2 separate regions of the Homo sapiens genome follow, and region 1 is linked to region 2. A link is a contact called in ENCODE Hi-C or POLR2A ChIA-PET data. All regions are on one chromosome and are shown on one strand. The core of a region is the stretch at or near the end of the contact, and the rest is flanking DNA. Distances in the headings are between cores, read along the strand shown. Region 1 overlaps TENM4 (teneurin transmembrane protein 4). Region 2 overlaps TENM4 (teneurin transmembrane protein 4).

Region 1 (2,700 bases), core at 71-2,570, 39 kb after region 2:
GGATAAAAGACCAAACCAGCCACAACACTCCCTTAAACCAAAGCCTAATCCAGAGCAAAGGCCCTAACTCTTTTCAATTCTGTGAAGTCTGAGAGAGACAAGGAAGCTGTCTAAGAAAAGTTTCAAGCAAGCAGAGGTTGGTTCATGAGGTTTAAGGAAAGAAGCAGCCTCCATAACATAAAAGTGCAAGGTGAAGCAGCACGTGCTGATGGGAGAAACTGCAGCAAGTTATCCAGAAAATCTAGCTAAGATTGTTGATGAAGGTGGCTACACTAAACAGCAGTTTTTCAACATAGACAAAACAGCCTTCTATTGGAAGAAGATGTCATCTAGGACTTTCATAGTTAGAGAGGAAAAGTCAATGCTTGGCTTGAAGCTTCAAAGGATAGGCTGACTCTCTTGTCAGGGGCTAATGCAGCTGGTGAGTTGAAGTTGAAGGCAGTGCTCATTTATCATTCCCAAAATCCCAGTGCCCTTAAGAATGATGCTAAATCTACTCTGCCTGTGCTCTTTAAATGTAATGACAAAGACTGGATGATGGCACATCTGTTTACAGCATGGTTTACTGAATGTTTTAAGCCCATTGTTGAGAGCTACTGCTCAGAAGAAAAGACTTCTTTTAAAATATTACCACTTACTGACAATGTACCTGGTCACCCAAGAGCTCTGATGGAGATAACTAAGGAGATGAATGTTGTTTTCATGCCTGCTCATGTAACACCCATTCTTCAGCTCGTGGATCAAAAAGTAATTTTGACTTTCAAATCGTATTGTTTAAGAAACACATTTTATAAGACTATAGCTGCCATAGATAGTGATTCCTCTGATGGATCTGGGCAAAGCAAATTGAAAACTTTCTGGAAAGGATTTACCAATCTAAATACCATTAAGAATGCTCAAGATTCATAGGAGAGGGGTGAAATATTAACAAGAGTTTGGAAGAAACTGATTCCAGCTCTCACGGGTGACTTTGAGAAATTCAGGACTTCAGTGGAGGAAGTAACTGCAGGTGTGTTGGTAGTAGCAAGAAAAATAGAAGTGGAGCCTCAAGATGTAACTGAATTGCTGCCATCTCATGATAAAACTTTTATGGATGAGGAGTTGCTTCTTATGGATGAGCAAAGAGAGTGGTTTCTTGTGATGGAAACTACTCTTGATGAAGATGCTGTGAACATTGTTGAAATGACTGCAAAGAATTTAGAATATCATATCAACATAGTTGATAAGGCAGAAGCAGGGTTTGAGAGGACCGACTCCAGTTTTGAAAGAAATTCTACTGTGGGTAAAATGCTGTCAAACAACATTCCATTGTACAGAGAAATCTTTCAGGAAAGGAAGAATCGATACATGAGGCAAACTTCATTGTTTACAGAGTACCCACCGTGTGCACTGGTCTCACGTACACAGTGACCACACACCTGTATGGTCTGGATAACCCTGTAATAAATATTGTCTATAAATAACCAAGAGGCTGAAGCTTAGAGAGGGGACTCAACTTGCCCAAGGCCAGACAGCTTCAAGGCTCAGTTTCAGAAACCAAGACTCCCTGGTCACAACAGAACCCTCCAACTACAGGATGCAGCAGCTTCTGTGTGTGACTGGATTGTGGTCTAGGCTTGAGGTAGGGAGTGAGGTGGGGACAGGGTGTGTGGGGACCTGGAAAAGCAGAAGGAGACAGACAAGACTTTATTCCCAAACACTGCCTCCTCAGAAAACTTTAAAAAGAGAAGTTTACCTTTGCAATCTGGAGGAGGTTTTCATGTTTCAGCTCATGCTGAATTGTTTTATGCCTTAGCTATAAACCTCCGACAGAGAGAGTGCGGGGGCAAGGCTGACCCAACTTTAAGTATGGCTGTGCTGCTGTAAAGCTCAGGTTACGAGGATCACTTCTGGTGCCAAGGCAGTTTAACAAGTATGAATGTGCATAATTCATTCCAGTTGTCCTGCCTCGGCACAGAAGGGCTATTTCTGGGGTGGAGCTCCCTACACTTCTGCCAATGTGGTTCCCATTACTGGATCCGGTGCCTTGCTGAAGTTCCCTCCATGCCCAGGAAGGGCCTGTTTTATCACAACTGCCAAACCATCGGTTCTCTGTAAAGGTTTGGAGGGGTTCTGTATTCCAAGAGGCGAAGTCAATGCTTGGTGTAAAGCATTGCTTGGTTGTGAGGGTGGGCTCTCATGAAAAAAAGCACCCAATCTCACCCGTCCCAAGAAATCTTTCCAAAACCCAATTGCTATTGTCCAGTCTCTAGCCAATCTAAGTACAGGCACTCCCATTTTCTATTTTGAAAAATCTCAACCCTAAGGAAAAGTTGAAAGAATAGTGCAGAAAAGCCCATATACTCTTCATCTAAATCTGTCAGTTAATATATTGCCACATTACTTCATCTCGATGCATAAAAAGTTTTTCTGAATCATCTGAAAGTTGTAGACTTCAGTACACTTTATATCAGCACACATCTCCTAAGAATAAGAGCATTCTATCATCTAACCACAATATGACTATTAATGAATAATTATTCCATATCACCTAACATACATACTATAGTTTAAAATTTCTCCAATTCTTCCCAACTGTCTTTTTTTTTTTTTTTTTGAGACGGAGTCTTGCTCTGTTGCCCAGGCTGGAATGCAGTGGCAGTGATCTCGGCTCACTGCAAGCTCCGTCTCCCGGGTTCATGCCAGTCTCCTGCCTTAGCC
Region 2 (2,700 bases), core at 7-2,506:
GAAGACAGTAGCATCTGATGTCTGAGGCAGGCAAGCCTACAGACATTTGCTTTGTGACTAATGGGGACACCAGGCTCTGGCTTGATAAATGTTCAGGAGAACTGTCAAAAGTCCTGCAATGATGAAATTTTAAGTAAGATCACTGGTCCAGGTCTAAAAACTAACTTCTAAAAGGAAATTCTCCTATGGGGACAAGGAATGTTTTCTATGGGGACAAGGAATGTTCTGGGCCAAATCCTTTCTATCTTTTGAGCTCTCAGCTCAACTGCCTCCCCGTCCAGAAAGACTTCCTTGATCTGTCCTTTTCCTCTTGAATGCTGACAGCAGGCAACCCAGACCTCTCATTTTCATTTCCTCCCCAAGAGCATGCATACTGATGTCCACATGTTGCCTCCTCTGGGAGGTGTGAAAGTCCCTATCTTCTCTTCTCTGTGCTGGGTGAACACAGAGCCTAGAACTGAGCAGATGCTCAATTAAGTTTATTGAATGAATAGCCATGTGAATGGCCTGAGCTGTCAGTGCAAGCAAGTGAGGTTCATGTGGGGCAATTTGTGTGCAAAAAATCATAGTAGACCACTCTGGGCCTGCTAGACCATGGGTCTATGCAGGCCTTCACTTATTTGCCTGGAGCCAGAGTTGCAGAGGCTTGAGCTAGGCCCTTTATTTCCCTTCCCTCACCCTTTCTAGCTTGAGAATGTTAAGAAAGGGGACCTTGATGTTTCCTGGGTTCCCAAAGGAAAAGCTCTGTATTTGGGAGCTCAGCAATGGAAACCTCACTCACAAACCCCAGAAAGAAACATTAACTTCCCAAAGAGCAAATGTTTCCTCTGGTCTGAATGGACTCCTTTTTTTTTTTTTTTTTTGCTCCTATGGCCAGGAGGGAAGACAGAGGTGAGAGGCTACAGAGGAGACTTCTTTTATCCCCCGACAAATATGCACCCTCGTCTTTGGAGGGAATCTCAGAATCAGTTCACCCATTCAGCATTTATTGAATGCCTATTCTGTGCCAAGTATTGTACACTAGGTATTGGGAATAAAACAGTGAACAAGATAAACATGGCCTAAGAGAGAACTCTCTTATAGTTTCTATTTACTGGCTGGGTGACCTGCAACAACTCACTTCTCTTCGGTCCTTGGTCAGTGTGTGTGTGAAAGGGCACACTTTCCTACTTCACCACTTTCTGGAGGATGAAGAGCCATGGGTACCATCAACTCCTACTAAGCCCTGAGGGAAAGACCCATGTGTCATTTCTTTCCATATCCCCAGCGTCCGCACAGAGCTGTGCCTGATGCATGGTAGGCCCTCAGTAAATATTTACAGAATGTCGGGGAAAGAACAACAACTCAGGTAGTTGGGCTTTTTGCCTGCACAAGCAGTTGCTTCTCTCACGCTACCTGGGAGTACACATTGGTACACTTGCAAAGCTGTGATGGAAATTCCAATTTATACCCTCTTCTTACAGATATAGCTACCAAGTATATCTGTGAATCAAGCCCAAATGTGAGTCATTTTACTGCTATTTGTGCACACCACTGCCAGTAAAGGTCACTTGCTTACCTGAGTTTTGCAAGCCTGGTTTTCCAGGAAGTTTCTTTGCTTCCTACAAGTTCTTAAATATATTTGCAGTTACTAGTGTCCTCCAACACGTTAGGCAGTTTTCATTTTAGATGCACAGAAATCCTGAACACCGAAACCTCCTGGCTGCACCTCCCTGAACCAAGATCATAGTGAGGCTCCTTTACAATGCTGGGCAGAGCCGTATGTAAGAGAAAGAGACTCGGCTTTGGTGTCAGAGAGCCCTGAGTTCAAGTTTTGGCTCTGCCACTTAGAAGCTGTGTGACTGTCATCAAGTCACTTACTTTCTCTGGAGCTTTAGTTTTCTTATCACTAAATGGAAATAACGCCCACCTTATAGGATTGTTATGAGAATTAAAAGAGATAATGTATGTGAGTACTTAGCACCATGCTTGGAATATAGGAATTCTGAAAAATGGTAACTATTAATTCCACAATTACAATAAAGTCATGTTGAATGAATAAATCGCAAAGCCCTGAATCATCACCATGGTGATCACTCTTCAGCGTTTACAACAGGGGTTCCAAAGCAAAAAACCTTGAGAGAAAAAGAGCAGAACATATCTAACAGAAGTGTGATACTATTTTATTACACTGAATCCCACTCTGGACAACCTGCTGGCTCCTAGGAGCTCTAGTCGCAGGAGGGTGCCTGTAGCTGAACTTGCAGTTCAGAAACTGATGAGAATGGCTGTAGCCCTGACACTCAGAATAAAACCAGACACATGGGCTCACCATGTATTCAAAGATGAAAGCTCCTTTCTGCATTAGACTAGCATCTCAGAGCAAACCAGGCAGGGGCTGCTACCCAAATCCATACCTCTCTGCCCTGGGTTGAAGGTGTGCCATAAGGAGAAGGCCCTAGTGTTAATCAGCCAGGAATATTAAACAGCCCCTTGTTGTATGCAGGGACTTGATGGATTAAAAGATGGGGATAAGCCTCATCCTTGACAAGTAGTCAGTGGTTGGGAGGACAGCTGGCAAAGATACAAGAGCAGAGCTCGGGGATCTCACAGACCTAGACCTTAATTCTGTCTCCTACTGGCTACATTCACCTCTATGAGCCTCTAGTCATTCATCTATAAAATGTATATATAATAGTAATGGCAATAAAAGGAAGAGAA

What was found. A loop is a pair of places that touch in the nucleus more often than their neighbours do. ChIA-PET counts read pairs that join two places held with the same protein, here RNA polymerase II (POLR2A). Pooled maps may share reads with other maps.
Region 1: a loop to region 2 is called in a map of Calu3, with 2.1 times the contacts of the local background. The contact joins two enhancer-like sites. A Hi-C loop is called at or near these places in 1 of 168 maps with a recorded cell type or tissue (Calu3) and 1 of 50 pooled maps. POLR2A ChIA-PET finds 5 or more read pairs at or near these places in 2 of 52 experiments (BJ and activated CD4-positive, alpha-beta T cell).

Annotation. Positions count from the first base shown.
Region 1 is chr11:78,945,796-78,948,495 of GRCh38, forward strand. The region is part of intron 6 of TENM4 (teneurin transmembrane protein 4); the gene reads right to left. Among named protein-coding and RNA genes, the nearest start is that of TENM4-AS1, 150 kb to the right of the region's middle. Within about 2 kb of position 1,321, at least 2 of the 41 ENCODE cell types and tissues checked have a DNase peak (open chromatin) inside an H3K27ac peak, as active enhancers do.
Region 2 is chr11:78,906,400-78,909,099 of GRCh38, forward strand. The region is part of intron 6 of TENM4 (teneurin transmembrane protein 4); the gene reads right to left. Among named protein-coding and RNA genes, the nearest start is that of TENM4-AS1, 190 kb to the right of the region's middle. Within about 2 kb of position 1,257, at least 2 of the 41 ENCODE cell types and tissues checked have a DNase peak (open chromatin) inside an H3K27ac peak, as active enhancers do.